4 separate regions of the Homo sapiens genome follow, and regions 1, 3 and 4 are each linked to region 2. Evidence: chromatin loops called from intact Hi-C (ENCODE). Cell type or tissue: ascending aorta. All regions are shown on one strand. Region 1 has its middle 36 kb from the start of RYBP. Region 2 has its middle 99 kb from the start of RYBP. Region 3 has its middle 26 kb from the start of LINC00870. Region 4 has its middle 24 kb from the start of LINC00877.

Evidence for each region. Peaks named below come from ENCODE experiments on the same cell type or tissue, not always from the same donor. Only the 100,000 strongest peaks of a DNase experiment are listed, where the experiment ranks them.
Region 1: it touches region 2 in a loop (5-fold over the local background); 4 of 110 quality-filtered maps call a loop at or near these places.
Region 3: a loop joins it to region 2, with 2.5 times the contacts of the local background. A loop is called at or near these places in 2 of 110 quality-filtered maps.
Region 4: it touches region 2 in a loop (2.2-fold over the local background); 3 of 110 quality-filtered maps call a loop at or near these places.

What each region holds. Positions count from the first base shown.
Region 1 is chr3:72,480,346-72,485,345 of GRCh38, reverse strand. No RefSeq gene overlaps it. Among named protein-coding and RNA genes, the nearest start is that of RYBP, 36 kb to the right of the region's middle. RefSeq lists an enhancer at 2,337-2,837. In ascending aorta, no CTCF peak of the experiment used is centred here; a DNase peak (open chromatin) is centred at 2,235; H3K4me3 peaks cover 929 bases; H3K27ac peaks cover 847 bases.
Region 2 is chr3:72,345,482-72,350,481 of GRCh38, reverse strand. No RefSeq gene overlaps it. Among named protein-coding and RNA genes, the nearest start is that of RYBP, 99 kb to the left of the region's middle. In ascending aorta, a CTCF peak has its summit at 2,540; DNase peaks (open chromatin) are centred at 2,411 and 3,641; H3K4me3 peaks cover 703 bases; H3K27ac peaks cover 1,881 bases.
Region 3 is chr3:72,175,077-72,180,076 of GRCh38, reverse strand. No RefSeq gene overlaps it. Among named protein-coding and RNA genes, the nearest start is that of LINC00870, 26 kb to the right of the region's middle. RefSeq lists a silencer at 2,219-2,358 and enhancers at 2,459-2,508, 2,519-2,578, 2,347-2,947, 2,899-3,028, 3,619-3,728. In ascending aorta, no CTCF peak of the experiment used is centred here; DNase peaks (open chromatin) are centred at 2,084 and 2,626; H3K4me3 peaks cover 1,287 bases; H3K27ac peaks cover 1,272 bases.
Region 4 is chr3:72,121,941-72,126,940 of GRCh38, reverse strand. No RefSeq gene overlaps it. Among named protein-coding and RNA genes, the nearest start is that of LINC00877, 24 kb to the right of the region's middle. In ascending aorta, no CTCF peak of the experiment used is centred here; a DNase peak (open chromatin) is centred at 2,670; H3K27ac peaks cover 951 bases.

The DNA.
Region 1 (5,000 bases), 130 kb before region 2:
CCAGGCTGGAGTGCAGTGACGTGATCTTGGCTCACTGTAACCTCCTGGGTTCAAGTGATTTTCATGCCTCAGCCTCCTGAGTAGCTAGGATTATAGGCATGTGCCACCACGTCTGGCTTATTTTTTGTATCTTTGGTAGAGACAGGGTTTCACCATGTTGGCCAGGCCAGTCTTGAACTCCTGACCTCAAATGATCCACCCGTTTCAGCCTCCCAAAGTGCTGGGATTACAGGCGTGAGCCACTGCACCCAGCCTGATCTGATGGTTTTATAAAGGGAAGTTTCCCTACACAAGCCCTCTTGCTTGCCACCATGTAAGGCGTGACTTTGCTGCTCATCCACCTTCCGCCATGACTGTGAGGCCTCCCCAGCCATGTGGAACTGTGAGTCAATTAAACCTCTTTCCTTTATAAATTACCCAGTCTCAGGTATGTCTTTATGAGCATACTTTATGAGAATGACTAATACATTATGATATCACTTCAACACTTTGAAGCCGACCCCATGGGCATGCTGGTTTTATACAGATTACATTTGGAGTACATGCTGAGCACTGTGCCTGAGAGACACACGGTAGGTAGTCAATGAATGGCCACAGAAAGAATGAGCAGTCACTTTACAGCATCTGTGCTGAGCCCCAGCACCTCTCAGCTCCCCCATGCCCAGGGACACTTTAGATGTCCATCAAGCACTAAAATAGCAACACTTATAGGAAGGCATGGGCAAACTTGTAGTAGCACTGGCAAGTACGCTTATGACCTTTTCCTCCAGTTTCCTTTCTCCCTATATATTCTTTAAAGCAAAGGGTTGCAGAAGGTCAGAATGGAGCATGATCTTTGTTCCACGAGTATGTTGTGCTTTGATTAAAATATTCCCAGTTACAGGCTCGGTGAGGTGGCTCGTGCCTGTAATCCCAGCACTTTGGGAGGCTGAGGTGGGTGAATCACTTGAGGTCAGGAGTTCGAGACCAGCCTGGCCAACATGGTGCAACCCCGTTTCTACCAAAAAATACAAAAATTAGCCAGGTGTGATGGTGTGTGCCTGTAGTCCCAGCTACTCAGGAGGCTGAGGCATGAGAATCGCTTGAACTTGGGAAGTGGAGATTACAGTGAGCCGAGATTGTACCGCTGCACTCCAGCCTGGGCGACAGAGTGAGACCCTGTCTCAAAAAAAAAAAAAAAAATTCTTAGTTACATGAGAAGCAGGCCAGTGTTGCCTTCATGGCATTCCCAATTGAAGCACTTATCCCTATGAAGTGACAAACTCTATACATACTATAAAGGTTAATAGCTGGCCAGGTGTGGTGGCTCACACTTGTAGTCTCAGCACTTTCGGAGGCCAAGTTGGGGGGATTGCTTGAGCCCAGGAGTTCGAGACCAGCCTGGGCAACACAGTGAGACCCTGTCTCTATGAAAAGTAAATAAATAAATAAATAAATAAATAAATAAATAAATAAATAAAAAGTTTAAGAGCCCAGCCTGTGGAAGCAAGATGACTTTAATTAAAATTAATCCCAGCTGCTTTATGAACCAGCTGTTCTTGGGACGTCTCAGAGCCTCAGCTTCCTCACCTGTAAAATGGGCATGATAGTAATATCTTTCTCAGGGGCTGTTGTGAGGATTTTGAAAAGCAATGAACATAAATGGCTGACATTCCACCAATACACACTGAGTAAAGTGCCTAGAACATTTTCAGCCCTCAATAAATATAACCTATTAAAACACATGTTCTGCTGAAGCCAGAATCTATGATTCTTCCCTCTCACTCTTAAATAGATTTTTAAAAAAGCATTTGATCTAATTATGTTAAAGATATATATACAAGGGGAAGACAGAAAGAAAACATACTATGATCTTTCCTGTTTGTCTACGTGTGTGATGCTATATATAATTTTTATTTTCTTCTTTCAGGCCTCTTGTGTTCCAGATTCTTTTGCAGTGAGCATATATATTAGTTTTACGACCAGAAGATAAGCCTTGACAAATGCTATCTTTAAAAGAGAAGAAAATATCGAGGCAAACTGCAGCATGATTTTATAGAAACTGAGTGAAAAAAAAAAAATCCCAGCTAGATGGAGAATTAGATGTTTTCTGGTCAAGAGCTTATTGGGAGGGAAATGACATCAATTTGGGTTCGCATCAGCTTGAGTGAAAAATCATAATGCAAAATGAAAGTACACGGGGCGGGTGCGGGGAGGGGCGCTGAACCCACGCTGGGATTTTGCCGTGTGAATCATCAAGCTAGAAATGACCTCAGGAGGGCATGTGGCCCCGCCCCCACCCCTCACCTCGGGAAGGTTGCCCAGCGACTTTTCAGGACAAATGAGCAATGGTCCTATTTATAAGCCCTCTAGGAACTAAATCTACACACATTTCCTTCCTCCTAAGCTTCAGGCAGTCTTGATTTAGCTTTTGCAGGTGCCCTCAACTAGCATTCTCCAACCTACTTCTCCTTCTGCCTGGAAGAGGCCTGGGAGTTGTCCCAGATCTTTCCTACCTACCCCTGAAGGACCCTGGGTCCTTGAGCAAAACCAAATCCCCCGGAAGTCAGTTTTGTCAGCTGTAAAATAGGGATAGGAAGGATTTGAAGAATGCCTAGCTGGGAGTGAAAAGGAGGCCTTCCAGTGCCAGAGGCCGTGTCTTTAACCATGTCTATACCTCCCTGGTGGGAAAAGGCAAGACACAAACAGAGGTAGCTTGTTTACAACAAATTGACAGGAATTTGAAGTTGGGGGTGGCAAGCTTGTTAAGAAGAAGCCAAGGCCACAGAGATGGGAAGCAGGAAGGGATTGAGAGGAGAGGGTCCAGAGAAAAACAGAGGCAGCTCAGGAGAGCAATGATTAGCAAGGACATCTCTAGAGCAAGAGAAGCCCCCGGTGTAGGGACAGTCCAGAAAACTCAAGAACCAGGATGCTATATTGCTTTTTTTATTTTTATTTATTTTTTACTTTTTAAAATATTTTGAGATAGAGCCTCGCTCTGTCACCCTGGCTGGAGTGCAGCAGTGCCATCCTGGCTCACTGCAACCTCCACCTCCCAGGTTCAAGTGATCCTCCTGCCTTAGCCTCCCAAGTGCCTGGGATTATAGGTGTGCACCACCACACCCGGCTAATTTTTTGTATTTTTAGTAGAGACAGGGTTTCACCGTGTTGGCCAGGCTGGTCTCAAACTCCTAACCTAAAGTGATCCACCTGCCTCCCAAAGTGCTGGGATTACAGATGTGAGCCGCTGCACCCAGCCAAGAACCAGGATGCTGTGTTCCTGTAATTGACCAGATATGCAGGACTGCAATACCCCTTCCGTTATCCACAAACACTTTTGGGAACCAGCTTTGTGTTCATGATGCTATGAGGCATGGCAGATGTGAGGTGGTCCAGGGGTAACAGAGATGGGGAGAGAGAATGGCAGCTTCAGGAACAGAGGATGATGGCTAAGGACCAGATGACAGTGGTGACCGAGGGCGTAACCCCCACTGACCAGGAGAAGGTATGTCTTTCTGGAAATCTGTGGAGTTTTTGAAGATGTGTCAGAGTGCTGCAGTGGGGCTGAAACCATTTTCTTTGTTTGTTAAAGAGTGATTACTGAGTTCTGAAGAACCTGGGGCTCTCCAGGAGGGAGGTTTTCTGGGTGACAAGTATTAGCAGTGTAAAATGAGTATTAGTGAAGTGCATTGCTAGCAGCATTTTTTTTTTTTTTAAAGGCAGAATCTTGCTCTATCACCCAGGCTGGAGGGCAGTGGCAGGATCTCGGCTCACTACAACCTCTGCCTCCTGGGTTCAAGCGATTCTTGTGCCTCAGACTCCCAAGATTACTCAGGGTTACAGGCACACACCACCATGCCTGGCTATATTTTCAGTAGAGACAGTGTTTCACCATGTTGGCCAGGCTGGTCTCAAACTCCTGGCCTCAAGAGATCTGCCTGCCTTGACCTCCCAAAGTGCTGGGATTACAGGTGTGAACCCCATGCCCAGCCTGCTAGCAGTTTTGATGTTGGTATTGTATTAGTATTAGTATCTATCTTAGTCTGTTTGTGCTGCTATAACAAAATACCACAAATTGGGTAATTTATCAATTTATTTCTCACAGTTCTGGATTCTGATAAGTCCAACATCAAGGAACTGGCAGGTTTTGTGTCTGGTGAGGGCCCAGTCTCTGCTTCTAAGATGGTGTCTTGAATGCTGTGCCCTCCCACGCAGAAGGCAGAAGGAAAGGCAAAAAAAGAACCAAACTGCCTCCATCAGGCCCTTTTGTGATAGCATTGATCCATTCATGAAGGCAGAGCCCTCCTGATCTAAACACCTCCCCAAAGGTTCCACCTCCCAACACTATTGCATTAAGGATCAAGTTTCCAACACATGAATTTTGGGGGACACATTCAGATCACAGAAATATCCATATTCCTTCCCCTCCCTCAAGTCCTGGATGAGCTCCTACGTGTATTCTCCTAGGGCCAAATCAATGAACCACTGCCCAGACCCTGCCTCCCTGCATGTTGATGAGAGTGGCATGTGGTATTGAATTAAAAGCCCTCCAGAGGCGAGGAGATACACTTATTGCTCCCTTATCCGCATGCCAGGTCACTTCATCATGAGAGGAAATTAAATTGGCTTGGAATGAATTGCTCCTCCCAAAGCCATGCTGGTCCCTAAACCTTCCTAGATGGCTCCAAAGCTGAAGGGTTGATTATCTATTGCAGCATAACAGATTTCTGCTCAGTTAAATAGCCCAAAGTGACAATACACTCACAGTTTATTCTCTCACACAGTTTATGGTAGGCAGGAAAGAGGGAGTGGCTCATTGCATGGTTGTGGCTTGGGGTTGCAGTCAGGAGGTCACCTGGGCCTGTGGTCATCTGAAGATCTGGGCTGGAGAATCTGCTTCCAAGATGGCTCACACCTGCTGGCAGGTTGACAGGGAGGCCTCTGGTCCTTACTTGCAGGACCCCTCCATAGGGCCACTGGAGTGTCCTCATGACATGGCAGCTGGCTTCCTCTAGAATGAA
Region 2 (5,000 bases):
TATTTTCGTTCCAAGTTCCACACTGCACAGTAGGGGACAGGAGGCTGAGGAAGGCAGAGCCTGAAGGAGTCTGAACTGGGCGCTGGTTTGTCAATTGGCATGAAAATCCCACCTCATAGTAAATTTCCGATGGAAACGAAGCGTGAGAGTTCAGTGTTTTCCCACTTAATGGAATTGTGACTTTTCTTCTAGCCACGGTTCTTTGTCCTGAGTAAAGTTGTAGCAAAGGCTGTCACTGTTCGCACTTCTTTGTTTTATTTTTACTTGTGTGAAGAGCAATCAAAATAAATAAATCGGCTGTGTGATTTCAAGTAACTAAAACAGAAGCCAAAAATTGAGGGAGAAAAAAACCCCAACAAACCAAAACAAAACCAATCAAAATTTGCTTCTTCAGTGGCCCAAATGCCTCTTCTGAGTTTAGGCACCCGGGGGTTTGTCTGCTCCGGAGAACAGACACACCAATTGCATGGTGTTCCCAAGGCTTAGAGGAGCAGACTGAACAGTCAAATGCATTTTTGCTCTTCCAGCAATTTCAAAAACAAATAATTATAAACCTAACATTTTTTGAACTATTTATCATGTGCCAGGTGCTATAAATGTGTGTTTTACATGCATTCTGTCCATTAGTTCCTCCAAAAGCTAAGGATTAGTATCATTCCCTTTTACAGGTGAAGAAACTAAGGCTGAAAGAGGGCAATTAACTTGCTTATGGCCACGCAGCTGGTAAAGATCCCGGGAGACTCAGGATGCAGGGTAGGGCAGATTGCTCCAGAAAAGATGCTGAAATTCCTTCTGGAGACTCTGCTGGGTGGGGGTTGAAATATGGTGGTTGAGCCCTTCTGTGTTCCTAGGGCATCTTGGGAAGAATATAGAGTGGCCACGGCTCAGAGGACCCACTTCCTGACAGACTGTTTACTTCCAAGAGTAGTGGCCTCCCTCAATGGAAGAACCCCTAGACTTTCAAAGTGTGTTAGTCAGATTTTGCACTGTGATATGCTGCATGACAAGCACCCCCACAAAATCTCAGGGGCTCACAACCAACACTCTTTCTTTGTCTTGCTCTTGGGTCTGTGGGTCATCTGGGGGTAGATCTGCTCTAGGCTTTGGGTTAGGATCAGGAATGTTCCATGTGCTTCATTCTGGAATCAGAGGTTTCACAGAGGATGTCTTATGGGGAATGGCAGAAGTACAAAAGACCCAGCCAAACCAGCAAGCACATTTAAAACCTCTGCTCACCTCACATTCACTTACATTCTGTTGGCCAAAAGAAGCCAAGCATTCCATCACTGTACAAAGCAGATGCACAACCCACTTCCTCTGCAGTCCCATCTCCACACAATGGCAGCTTACTGCAAGACCACCTTGCCTTAAAAACTTTTGCCTCTTCTTTCCATGAGAATGAGGTTGGAAATTTTCCCAAAACAAAACAAAACAAAAAAAAGAAAAAAAGAAAAAAACTTTACTAAAGACTAAAGGGAGAAACACAGAGAGGCTGTAGGGGATGTCCACCAGTTCTGCTTGTGAAGCCTCCATTCAGCTGGTAATTCCCAATCTCCTCTTAGAGAATCACCTCTCCTCATTCTCGGTCCCTGTGATTTGAGGGTGAGAGGTTACTGCCCTGGCCTGCCAACGTCAGGGGTGGACACCTGATCCATTCCTGGCCAATGGAAATACTGCTGCAAATCCTTGTCCATATGACTGTCTCTGGGCTGGTCATCTCACCCAAACTGGGCCAGTGACTTATACTAGGGCTATTAGAACAGGGATTCACATTTCTGGTGAGTCTGTGAAGCTTCTAGTATATAAGCTGGGAGCCTCTGGTAGCCATATTTGGTACCTCTCATACCATAAAGTGAAGCTCACACAGAGGCAAACAGGGCCAAAGGATGAGGCAACATTGAGAGAACATTGAGCATCTGGATCCAGCTGTGCCTGAAAGCCCTAAACTACAACAAATTTCTTTTTGGGGTAGGGGTTGGGGATAAGCCAGTTTGAATTGGATATTTGTCCCTTGCAACCAAACAACACCTTACTAATTCAGAAATAGAGGCAAAGGTAAGTAAGATGGTTGAGATCAGACTTGGGTTCAAATCCTGGCCCTGCCACTTAGAGCTGTGTGCCCTTGAGGAGTCTTGATCTCCGCATCTGTCAAATGGGAATAGTCATGCTGCCTTTGAGGTGGTTGTGAGGGTAAACCATATAAAACGGGTTGTCTGGGTCTGGTGAATGGCTGATGCGTATGCTAACTCGAGGATTCAGAAGCAGGCTTCCTGTCTGCCCTGGGCGAAAGTCCAGCCTCACAGTTTCTTTGCCCACAGATCCCACAAGTCACGCGACCTCCCCTTCCTGTTGCTCACAGGAGGCCGGGGTTGGCACGGGCTCCGAGCTCTGGCAGGCTGCGCCTTCTCTCCCAGAACGTCCCTCTCGCCAGCTCTCGCCTTCTCTCCAGGCCACCTCTGGGCCCAGCAGCTCTGTACCTTGGAATGCGGCTGTGCTCGCCCTGCAGACCGGCCCCGCCCTGCCCCTGGCGGAGGAGCTTTTCCCCTTCACAGAACTGCAGGCCCTTAGTGGCAGGAGACCGGGGGCCCTAGAGACTCCTTCAGCTTTCTTGGAGGGAAATCTCAGGTTCCCAGGGCACAGAGCAGCAAGTGGCACGCCCAGAATTCAAACCCTGGCCTTTGCCTCCATGCTGCTTCTGCCCTCAACTCCCTCCCTGGGAGCACTGCCCCACGTGGGGGTCACAATCAGGGGACATACCAACCAAGGAAATTTTTTTTTTTTTGGAGACAGGGTCTTGCTCTGTTGCCAGGCTGGAGTGCAGTGGCATGAACATGGCTCACTGCAGCCTTGACCTCCTAGGTTCAAGTGACCCTCCCACCTTGACCTCCCAAAGTGCTGGGATTACAGGCATGAGCCATCATGACTGGCCCCAAGGAATATTTTTAATCTTCATAGCTATAGACAAGTCAGCAGCTATTCCCAGCCCCTTCTGCACGAGAATGCAAGCTCCACAAGGACGGGGTTTTTTTGTCTGCTTCATCCCTACTGTGTTTCCAGAGCCTTAAATACTGCCCCATTCACAGTCAGTGCTTCATAAATGTTTCGTTGACAGAATAAGAGGATGGAGTGAATGAATGCATGCGGTGCTGCTTCTCCCTCTGATAAGTGACATAAAGTTCTATTTGTAAATATTTTATATGGCTTTTTTTTTTGACATAGAGTCTCGCTCTGTTGCTCAGGCTGGAGTGTAGTGGCGCGACCTTGGCTCACTGCAACCTCAGCCTCCTGGGTTCAAGTGATTCTCGTGCCTCAGCCTCCTGAGTAGCAGGGATTACACTCAACAAATATTCATAGCCCCCACACCAGGCTAATTTTTTTAATTTTAGTAGAGGCTGCGTTTCACTATGTTGGCCAGGCTGGTCTCAAACTCCTGGCCTCAAGTGATCCGCTCATCTCGGCCTCCTAAAATGCTGGGATTACAGACATGAACCATGGCTCCCAGCCTGTAAATACATTTGAGTAAGAAAAAGTTAAGTCAGTTAGAAGGCAAATGCTAAGGGAAGAGCAGCAGGGTGGTGAGTGGAAGTAGAAACAGCAGTCAGGTGGGGCCGGGATGCTGGGATTTAGGCAATGTCGGGTGACTCAGCTCTGCTGTTCCTTCCAGCAGAAAATTCTGTGGTTCTCAGAAGCATGCTCTTCATGGGCTGAAGCAAGAGGTGAGTTCGCTCTTCCCCTGTGTATTCGTTTCCTGTAGCTGTCATAACAAATTAACTACAAACTGGTGGCTTACAACAACAGAAAAGTATTCTTTTACAGTTCTGGAGGCCGGAAGTCTGACCAAGTTGTCAGCAGGGCCACGCTCCCTTCGAAGGCGCTGGGGGAGAATGCTTCCCAGCCTCTTCCAGATTCTGGCTCCAGGCTTTCCATGGCTGTGGCCCCATCACTCCAATATATCTGCCTCTGTTTTCACATGGCCTTCTCCTCTGTGTTGGTATCTTCACCTCTTCCCTTTCTTAAAAGGATGCTTGTCATTGGATTTAAGACCCACACAGGTAATCTAAGATGATCTCATCTTGAGATCCTTAATTTAATTACATCTGCAAATACCTTTTTTCAAATGTAATCAGGTCACATTCACAGGCTTCAGGGGTTAGGACTTACACATGTCTTTTTGGTGGCCACCGTTCAACCCACTATACCTGGATCTGGTCCCTATTCGGCACCAATCCCTGTTCTGCAGTGCTGCCCTCTCCAGGGAAGCCTCGCTATGTCCTGAGGCCCCTTGGGGGATGAGGACTGGGGGCATCTTTGACGGGGCCCGGGTGTGGAGCAGCAAGAGTCTTTCTGGGGAAGCGGCTTGCTCCCAGGCAGCCATTGTGGGGGCCTGTTTGCTCTGGTCATCCATTTCTGAAGAAGGAGGAAAGGGGCTGAACTGGGAGGATTTGGTCCTCAGGGAATTTGTTGAGGGCGGAGGCCTGCTTATCCACCTCTTTGGAGTTATCTAGTTCCTCCGTAGACTTTGATGAATATTGCTTTCTGAATGCAGTGCGGGGAAGAAAGAGAGGAGAGGAGGGTCTGCATCAGGCATGTGACTTGGGAGTCCCATAGCCTGGATGCCAGTGCTGCATTCACTTGGCAGATATTCATAGATCACCTACTATGTGATAGAGCAGCAGGAACACAGCGCCAGGAGCTTGCAGCCCAGAGAGATTAGACAGATAAAACAATGACAAAAACTGTGATCACTGCTAGAAAGGAAATAGACTGGGTGTGGGGATGGAGAGTGTCAGGCAAAGCCTCTCAGAGGAAGTGGTATTTGAGCTGAGACCTAGAGCTGGAGGAAAAGCATTCCAGACAGAGGGAGCAGCATGCACAAAGGCCCTGAGGTTAGAAAGAGCCCAGCTCATAAATGGAAAAATGTCCAGTGCTGGAATGTACTCAGTGGGGGTGAGAGTGGGAGAGGTACTGAATCCTACTGGCCTCCTGGGCTGTGGGAAGGA
Region 3 (5,000 bases), 170 kb after region 2:
TTTCAGAGGTCACAACTATGAGCAGTAAAGCTAAGAAAAAATGAAAGCTGAACGGGACCCTCTTACTCTCAGATTTCTGCATGGCTCCCGCCCTTGTCTTTCATTCCAGCCTCTGTTCAGATGTCACATTCTGCATACAATGGCACCTCCTAACAGAAGAAATGATGGCATGGGCATGCAATCTGCAAAATCCATACCACAGGATATTCTAGGGGACAAATGACCTGGCCATTTCAACAAAAACCTGCAAGAAACAAAAACGAAGAAAGGAAATGGGTAAGAACCTAAAGACTGAAAGAGATTTGTTAGAACCTGAATTTAAGTAAGGTTCATAGCATGCAAAAATATTCGTGACAATGGGGAGGTGTGAACACTGATGGGACATGATTGCATATTAAGGAGTCCTGGTTATTTTTTAAGTGTGATAATGGCATTGAGGTTATGTTTTGTAAAAGTCCCTATCTTTTAGAGTTAAAATAAATGACACCTCTCCACCTTCACACTCTATCTTACTTACCTTGTGCAGGGGAGGAAAGATTTCTTTTCACAAGAGAAAAGCATAGAAATTTATTTAATATAGTTTTATATGACATGGGTCCCTTTAGAAGTGAAAGACCGCAAAAAACAACAACGGGGAAACCTGTGTATTTTTACGCTAAGTTTCATGAAGAGGTGGATAGTCCTGGAGCAGTGCGATTGGACAAAGGGGGTGTGATCTACTGATAATAACCTGGGGGCCTGTTTGTTCAGATTCTTTGCTGAGTTCCTGCTTCATATACTCTCCTTTCCTCTGCTTATGACGTAGGCACTGCCCACATGAGTAGTATTCCACTGTATTCCACATGAGGCTCTTATGACCGACTTCAGCAGAAGGTCAGAGGATTCTATGATGTTTGATGGTGTGCTTCAGGGGAGAAGGGTTGGGGTCAAAGAGACCTTCCCGCTTCTGCTGGTTTTCTCAGATGCCAAGATGCTCTATTTTGGGGTAACATGTCCTAAACCCTATCACCTGCCTAATGTTACTTATTAGCTCTCATTTCCCCTGACACTTTCCCTTTTTGTTTTCTTGAGTAGAAGCTTCATAAAGGCAAGACCTTCATCTTACTCACAGCAGTTGATTCTATCACCTTGTATGGCCCCTGACACATAGAAGGTGCTCAATAAATTTTGTTGAATGGATGCATGAAGTGTTTGAGAAAGTTCCCCTGTGAGTAAAATGTCAAAGAGTTGAAAAACAGAAAGAAACAATGAAGCCTGGGGACATGGTTTCTGAAATCAGGTTTTTATTTTATTATTATTATTTTTTACAGTGCAAAGAGCTGGCTGTGAAAGGCAGCTTTGTTAGAACTATTTATGAAATTCTCACTTGTGCCTGACTGCGGGGAGATAAAAATCAACCTCCACAAAGGCCTCCCAGCTTGAGTTGTGGCTGCTGCACTATGGGTTTGTTTATGTTTAGCAGGTGGGGTCCACAGGGAGCCTGTGACCAGGGCAGGGGCTGCAGCAGTTGAAGATATGCCTGTCATTATTTAATTAAATCATCTCGGGCATGTCCCCTAACTTCTCCGAGCCTCAGTTTCATCTATGGTAAAAGGAGGTTGATTATCCATCTACTCACAGGGGTTCTGAGAGAAGCAAAGAACGGGCTGGTCCCAAGGAACTGCATTTGATAAGCCCCCTCCTCCCCCCACCCTACCCCTTCCCCAGGTGATTCTCAAGCTGGTGTCCCTGGGATCACCCCTGGAGAAACCACACCGATGGAAGTCACTTGAAACACAGGAGAAAAGATTCTAAAGTTGTGTCTAAACCAAAAATTGCTAACAGTCAAACTGCCTTTCAAAATTCTCTGGGAAGGGACCTCCCTGGAGAGGACAGCCATCTCTCCATGAGGTCAACACAGACATTGTTTCCTCCAGTGCTGAAACAGACCACCGTGCTTTCCCTGGGCCCCAGATGAACGGGGTGACGTGAGGCTCACCCCCGTTATGGGAAGACACTCTCACTGAGCGGGGCTCGGAGAAACTGGGACCCAGTGGTTGGCACAGCCAGGTTCTGAACGCAGACCATCTGGCCCCAGAGGCAAGGTCCTAACCCCTGTGCAGTGAGGGTGTCCATGGGGACCTCCACGGACCGGCAGTGCTTGGGTTAAAGCAGCCTTAGGGCCGTCGGTCTGGACGCGGCGCACACGCAGAAGTGAAGAGGGGAGGAGGGGAGGTGTTCAGTGCAGCGGAGTTAACCACAGAAACCACGGCGAGGGGAGGCGTGGGCCCTCGCCCGGCTTCGGTGGTCACTGGTCTCACGGGCGGTACTAGGCAGGTGAGCTGTGATTAAAAATTGGCTCAGCCACCGGTCCTTTACCCAAGCTGCTCACAAGTCAGAGAGGCTGGCTGCTTTGAGTTTCCTCTGTTTCTTTCCTTTTTCTTCTTGGTTATAGGCACTGCACAGTGTTAGCATAGCTCAGAAGGAGACCCCGGGATAACAAAAAGGCCTGCACGATCCCCAGCCTGACCATCAACAGGGACCTGCCATGGGTCAGAAGGGACCTGCCCACACATGTCCGCATGTCCTCTGCGGCTGGGGAGGAGGAGGCAGGATTCCTGGCTTCCCTCCAGGCTCTGCAACCACTTCCCCTCCTCCCTCTCTCCTGCTATTAAATTTAGGTCTCTTTCCGGAATGTTCTAAGCCTTTTTAAAGGGAGCAACACACTGTTCCTGCGTTGGCTGTTACCTCTGAGAAACCGGGAATAAATTGCCAAGTAACTGCCGATGGCTTTGAGCCTGGACTCTGGGCTCGGGATCCTCCTAGGCCCACCCCTGGGATGAGTCATCGTCAGTCGGAAGGACCTCTCCCTCCTAAGACCCCTGAGCTGCTCCAGGCGCGGCTGTAAAAGCTGGCCTCGGCATGGCCCCTGTCTCTCCCCACGCCTGACCGCCCTGCTCCTCACCCCACTGTCCTCTCCCTGATGTCAGCTCATTCATTCCACCGGTCTCTGTCACAGATCCCAACAGGCTCTGCCTGTGGCAGCTGCCCCTCACTCCTGGGCAGGCTGATCCCACCCTAACGGTTTCCAACAACTGCTGGCTTTGCCTGAGGGTCCTCTCTGGCTGCCCCAGCCAGCCCAGCCCCTGGTACAAGCCAGGCCAGAAGTTCCAGGGTGTTACCCCTCCAGTCCCCAGCTGCCCTCAGCCATGCCTGGTGGACACACACCCCAGGTCCAGTGCCCCTCCATGGGGATAGCTAAGGTGTGTTTTACTCCCCATGCTGCGGACCCCAGTTCCCCACAGACACACCCTGTAGGGCTTTTTCTCCCTTCCTTGTCTCACTTCCCCTCTCTTACTGGGTCACCTAACCACTTGCACAGACATCTGCGCCAGTGGGAACTCAACCTTGAGAGCGCCTTTCAGAGGCTTAACACATATTCATGGTGAGCCAGGTAACTAACCACTTGGGCCTGTCTTACGAAAAGAGGTGTGACCGCAAACGGACGGATCTGACCCCAGACATTGCAGAGGTCAGCCTCACAGACACAAGGGCTGCTGAAGCACTACTACCAAATTTGCAATTCGCTTTTAAAAGATTTGAGTTCCTACCATGGGCCAAGCAGTGTGCCAGGCTCTGGTGATACAGGGTTGGGCAAATTAGACAAGAACTTTCTTTACTGGGGTATACCTGCTGGTGGAACTATCCAATGACTAAGACAAAAAAAGTCAATTGTTTAAGTGTTATGCAGAGTGTAATGTGTTACTTTAGGTGCTCAGGGAAAGTCATGTTTAGGCTGAGCTATGAATTATACAAAGGAGCCAAATGGATAAAGGTAAGACAGATGGGCCGGGCGCGGTGGCTCATGCCTGTAATCCCAGCACTTTGGGAGGCTGAGGTGGGTGAATTGCTTGAGCCCAGAAATTCAAGAGCAGCCTGGACAATGTGGTGAGACACCGTCTCTATAAAAAATGCAAAAATGAGCCAGGAATGATGATATGCACCTGTAGTCACAGATACCCAGGAGGCTGAGGTGGGAGGATCATAAGCCCAGGAAGTTGAGGCTATGGTAAGCCATGACTGTGCCACTGCACTCCAGCCTGGGCAACAGAACAAGATACTGTCTCAACAGCAACAGCAACAACAACAACAACAACAACAAGACAGGAGATCACAGATAGAGGGAGCAAAAGCATGAAAATGGGAAGCTTTCTCAGAGTGCTATGAATGGAGCGGCTTCCTGGAAGCTGGGCAGTGACTAAGGGCAGTGCCTGGTACAGAGTGTAGGCTCAACCTGGTCTTGGGATTAGGGCAGAATTCTCTGCGGAAGTAAGGAGACATAAATCTGAAGAATCAGAAGGAGTAATTGAGGACTAGGAAGAGAAAGAGACTTCCAGGCAGAGAGAACAGCATATGCAAAGGTCCTGAGGCTAGAGACTGCCCAGTACATTTTGACTGGCTAAACAGGAATTAAGGGGTAGAGGGCTCAAGATGAGGCTAGAGGGGTAGTGTGATTGATAATCTTATTGTTCAGCAAACGTTCACTCTTCTCCCTGCCCATTTAGGGAAGAGGATACTTCCTCTGCCCCACCAACTTGAGGCTTGTCCTTGTGACTTGCTTGAGTCAATGAACAGAAGCAACTACAACATAAGCAGAGGCTTGAAGTGTGCAATTCAACTTGGTCTCTGGCATCCCCACTATTCGCCATGAAAAGAGTATACTCTGGTTAGCAAGTGAAGCAGATTGAGGTCGATCCTCAGCCTGGAGCTAGCTGAACCGTACAGTCAGTGGAGAGAATCGATAGTTATTTTAAGCCACCAAATGTTGAGGATGATTGTTACATAGCATTATTTTGGTAATAGCTGACTAATACAAGTGGGTAGGGAACCAATCCTGAAGGGAGGCCACTAAGAAGTTATGCAGGGAGCGCTTGCTACCTGCGCAGATTGGTCAGCTGGGTTGGGAGGTTACTTCTATGCAGTTGTCCTGCAAAGATGATGTAATGCAGATAAATGAATGA
Region 4 (5,000 bases), 220 kb after region 2:
ATTTTCTAACTCTGTGATTGTAATTTCTTTAAGCTTTAGATTCATCTTCCATAAGTTGGACTAGTAACACTCATTTCACGGAATTCTCACGAGGAGTAAATGACACTGCGCTTGCAGGACTTACAGCAAATGTTTAATAAAGTTCATTGTTACTGACATTAGTGGGGTTGCAGCAGGAAGCAAATGACAGACTTAAATTGGGGAACTTGGGGAGATTTTAATAAAGAGACTATTTACTAAGTGTGAGAAGGGTATAGGGACACCAAGAGGGACAACTCCACCCAAATACTGGAAGACTGGGCATTTCCTACGACTTTAGCAAACTATTTTGAAATACCCACCAAGCTTCCCCAATTTTTAAAGTTTAGACTGAAGTGTTTGCTGATAACTGGAAATTCTGACTCTTGGTTCTCAGCATTTTGGAAATGGCAGGCCCTATATACTCAACTCTGAGCTGACATAGATATGATTCCCCTCAGGGTGTTCTACAGCTGAGATAACCCCTACTGGGCTGATACCAAAGGCAGACTCCCTACCAAGAGCGCCTACTGCAGTTTGCGCACATCTTTCTTGAAGGGGAATCTGGAAGGAACATCACCATCCTCTCCTCAATGACTTTATAAGGGAAGATAAGATTGTATACCCACTGTATTGATGGGGAAACTGAGATTTAAGGAGCTGAATGATCTTGCTCAAGATCATGCCACTACAAATCCACAAGCCAGTATCTGACCCAAAGCTTTCAGCTCACAAGTTTTCATATTCATAAATCTTAGGTTTTAGAAAGGAAATTTAGTGCATGTACCATATATGTCACTATACCTCTGTGTTAGTTTCTATTATTACTGTTAAAATTACCACAAACTTAATGACTTAATACAGATTTATTGTCTTACAGTTCTGAAGGTCAGAAGGTCTAAACTCAAGGAGAGCAGGGCTGTGTTCCTCCTGAAGGCCCTAGGGGAGGATCTGTTTCCTCGCCTTCTCCAGGTTCTAGAGGCTGCGTGTTTTCCCTGGCTCACACCTCTCCCTCCATCTTCAAAGCCAGGAGCGCAGCATCTTCAAACTTCCATTTCTCTAACCTCTGCCACTGTCATAGCGTCTCCTGTGCATCTGAACTTTGTGTGTTTCTGACTCTGCATCCCCTCCTAGAAGGACCTATGTGATTACACTGGGGAAGGTGTGATCACCCAGAGAAAGTAGGATCACCTCTGCATCTTCAAGGTCCTCCATTTAATCACATCTGCAAAGTTCCCATTGCCATGTAAGGTAACACATCCACAGGTTTTAGGGATTAGGACCCAAACATCTTTGGGGACCATTAGTCTGTCTACCATAACCCCAGAGGTATCTGGGACAGCACCCAATAATCAGAATCATTAATATTTCTATAGCAAAATGTCTGAATTGTTTGTGCTAAATAGTATACTTCAGAAGTCAGCAAACTACACCCTGTGGGCCAAATCCCACCTGTTTATGTAGATCAGGTTTTATGGGAACACAGCCATGCCCACTTCTTATGGCTGCTTCCCTGCTGCAAGGGTAGAGCTGAGTGCCAAAAATACTATCTGGCCCTTTACGGGAAAAAAAAATTGTCAACCTCTGGTATAAATGATCTTTCTAAATAATTCAGGTCAGTTTTGCCACCAAATGACTGTAAACCTACAGAAAATCTTTTGGTTTTCAAAGTTGTTGAATTTTGGAAGCACAAACAGTGGAACATGGGCCCCTAGTTAGTGACAGAGCAGAAGACTCAACCCCACATTACTGCAGAGCCCATGCTCTTCATCCAAACAAGCTACAGCCCCATGTCCTTAGTATTTAAGAGTGAAATGGACCCATTTTAGGATCACAGATACCCAAAAGCTTAGGGCCATATGTGGCCCTGGGCATCATTCGGTTCCCATGGATGAATAAGATAACAGTCTGCAGGCCAAGTCAGAACAGAGGCACATTCATCATGCAGCACTTTAGCAATAATGCACCTGAAAGATTTTAGCCAGGAGTGGACACTCTTTTTTACATTTTTACTTTTTCCTGGAGACAGGGTCTTGCTCTGTCACCCTGGCTGGAATGCAGTGGCACAATCATAGCTCACTGCAGCCTCAAACTCCTGGGCTCAAGCGATCCCCCAGACTTCAGCCTCCCAAGTAGCTGGGACTCGAGGCACATGAGACCACATCCTGCTAATATATATATATTTTTTTTACTTTTTTAAAGACAAGGTCTTGCTATGTTGTCCAGGCTGGTCTTGAACTGCTGGCCTCAAGCAAGCCTCCCACCTCAGTCTCCCAAGTAACTGGGACTACAGGTGCGACCTACCATACCCAGCAGTGGATACTCTTTTGGTTAGCCGCAATCACCCACATTCCCTGCCTCTTTATTGTCTCACCCAATCTCCTTCATGATAGATGTTTCCAGCCTGGTCCCTGAAGGCTTTTGAGATTTGAATGTTGAGACCTAATCTTCCTCTTCTATGCTATAGAGGGAGACAAAAAAAGTTCAACAGCAAAGCCTCTCATATAAGGTCACAGAAAATAAGTGGCCAAGTTGGGACCAGAACACAGGTCTCCTGTCCCCTCCACCAATCTCTTCTACTTCACTCTTAGGTACTTATTTTGGCTCGGGGCCACTGATGATTCATACCACCAGCTTTCACTGGCTGCTTCTGCCTGCCACGTCAGTCCCCTTCTCTGCTTGACTTTGTTTTCCCTGCAGGTCACCAGTAAATCACTTGCCTAAACAATCATCACCTTCAAATGTTCAGTGCTGGTCCCAGATGTCGTAATCTCTCTTGGCTTCGTTTGATGCTCTGGAAAGAAGTTTCCTTGGAGATCTTCCAAATCCAGGACTGGAAACTTGTTATCACATGAATTTAAGGCCACGTCAGATCTCGGCTTTCAAAATCATCACAGCTTACCTCTCCTCTAACACAACTGAACTGTGGCCTGCAGGCGAAGGTGCCCAAGTCTTGGCTGATCCCTTCTAGATGGAGTTCTGGGGTCTTGTTTTTGGAAGGAACAACTCTTGGCCTGGAGATGATGATCTACTGACATCATTCTCCCCGTGGTCATTCCTGCAGGAATTCCAGAAGAAAAGCAAAGCATCTACCTTAATTAGAATAGGTACAAAATATCTTCCAGCTGTTGGCCTTTCGTGAGGGTGATAAAGTTTCTTTTACTGAGTACTTTTCCTCTGGTTTAGGCTCAGTTAAACGTCATCCATAAGGTATCCACCATAGGGATGCAAATCACTTTTGAATTAGAATCCCTCACCATAGGTTCAGGGATAAGGGCCAAGAGTACTCAACTATGTTCCATGGCGTTTTCTTTTTGAGAGACATTGCGAAGAGTTAGATGTTTCTAGAAGTGAATGTCTGTTTTCTCTGCATTGGAATGTGGCTATTATCTTCATCACTGCTTAGTCCCTTCAACTAGTATATGGTCATTGATGTAGACTGAGAGTTGTACCTGGAAGAGGTCTTGTACAAGGAAGAAAAAGTTGATTCTCCCATAATTTCCATCAACGAACCTCCTCTAGCCATTCCAATGAACATACAACCTCAGTGGAAATAATGAACGTCTCTGCAGGAGCACTTCACTTCCACGCTATGACCACACCATCCCCTTTCTTCTGCCGTATTGTCCCCAAACACCTCTGGTTAGAAGTTTTGGAGGACCTTGACTGGAATTCAGACAATCTTATTGGAACTTTGAGAATTGTGTACTTGGATAATTAGCGTACAATCTCCACCATTCAACCTGATGTTTTGTTTTGTTGTTTTCCCTTGGATACATATATAGATATCTTTTCACAGGCTAAAGTTTTTTTTTTAAACAGGGTCTCACTTTGTCACCCAGGCTGGAGTGCAGTGGTGCAACCACAGCTCACTGCAGCCTCAACCTCCTGCGCTCGAGTAGTTCTCTCTCCTCAGCCTCCTGAGTAGCTGGGACTACAGGTTCACCACCGCACCCAGCTAATTTTATTTATTTATTTATTTTTGTAGAGAAGGGCTTTTGCCATGTTGCCCAGGCTGGTCTCAAACTCCTAAGCTCAAGCAATCCACCCACCTCCACCTCCCAAAATGCTGGGGTTACAGGCATGAGCCACCGCTCCCAGCCTGTGATAGGTTAAAGTTGAAACAGCCGAATCATGTCCTCTTGACCCTCAACTGATTGATCCAGGATAGCCACATTGATGAGCATTCCATTATATCAGGCTGCCATCTGGGTTAGCCCAGTTTCTGTGAGGACTTTGTAAATGATATGTAATTTGTTCATTCATTTAGTAAATGTGTTTGTATACCTACTATGTATGCTAGGTTCTGTGAGGAATATTCTATCATCTCTACTGCAACTAGTAGATGAAGCTGACATTGGATGGCTAGCTACCTACCAGGCACTGTTTTAAGCACCTTATATGTATTAGCTCATTTAATCATCACAAGAATACTATCAAGTAGGCACTACAATGTTGTTATCCTCATTTTACAGAAGAGAAAGCCGGATCAAGGAAAGGATAAGTACCTTGCCGAGGCCCACACGCTAGTGAGCATCAGCACTAAATAGGACCCTAAATAGTTTGGGCCCAATATCTGTGCTTTTAATCATCACACCAAACCAAGATTAGTAAGGAATGCTTTCTGCCCTCAAAGTTGTTACAGCAGGGCTGCAAACTCCACTGCTGACAGGGATCCGGCAGGAGTGAAACAGGCCATGCGGGAATTGTGGAGAAACGAAGAGCTGGCTTCCCTTCTGGGAGCTGGGCGTGGGGCACCCGCTTCGCAGACCTAGCCCACTGTAACTACCAGAGCAGACAGGCCCAGTGGGGCCAGGCTTGCCAGTGCTTCAGAAGAAGCCAGAAAGACAGAGTTTTGAAATCCGAAGTCTGAAATTTATCATTAAAAAATATATACTTTCAGGTTTCACCAGTCACTGCAAGCTGAGTTGAGCCTGTGAGTTGTCAGTTTGTAGATCTAAGTTATCATCCTAGAAGCAAAT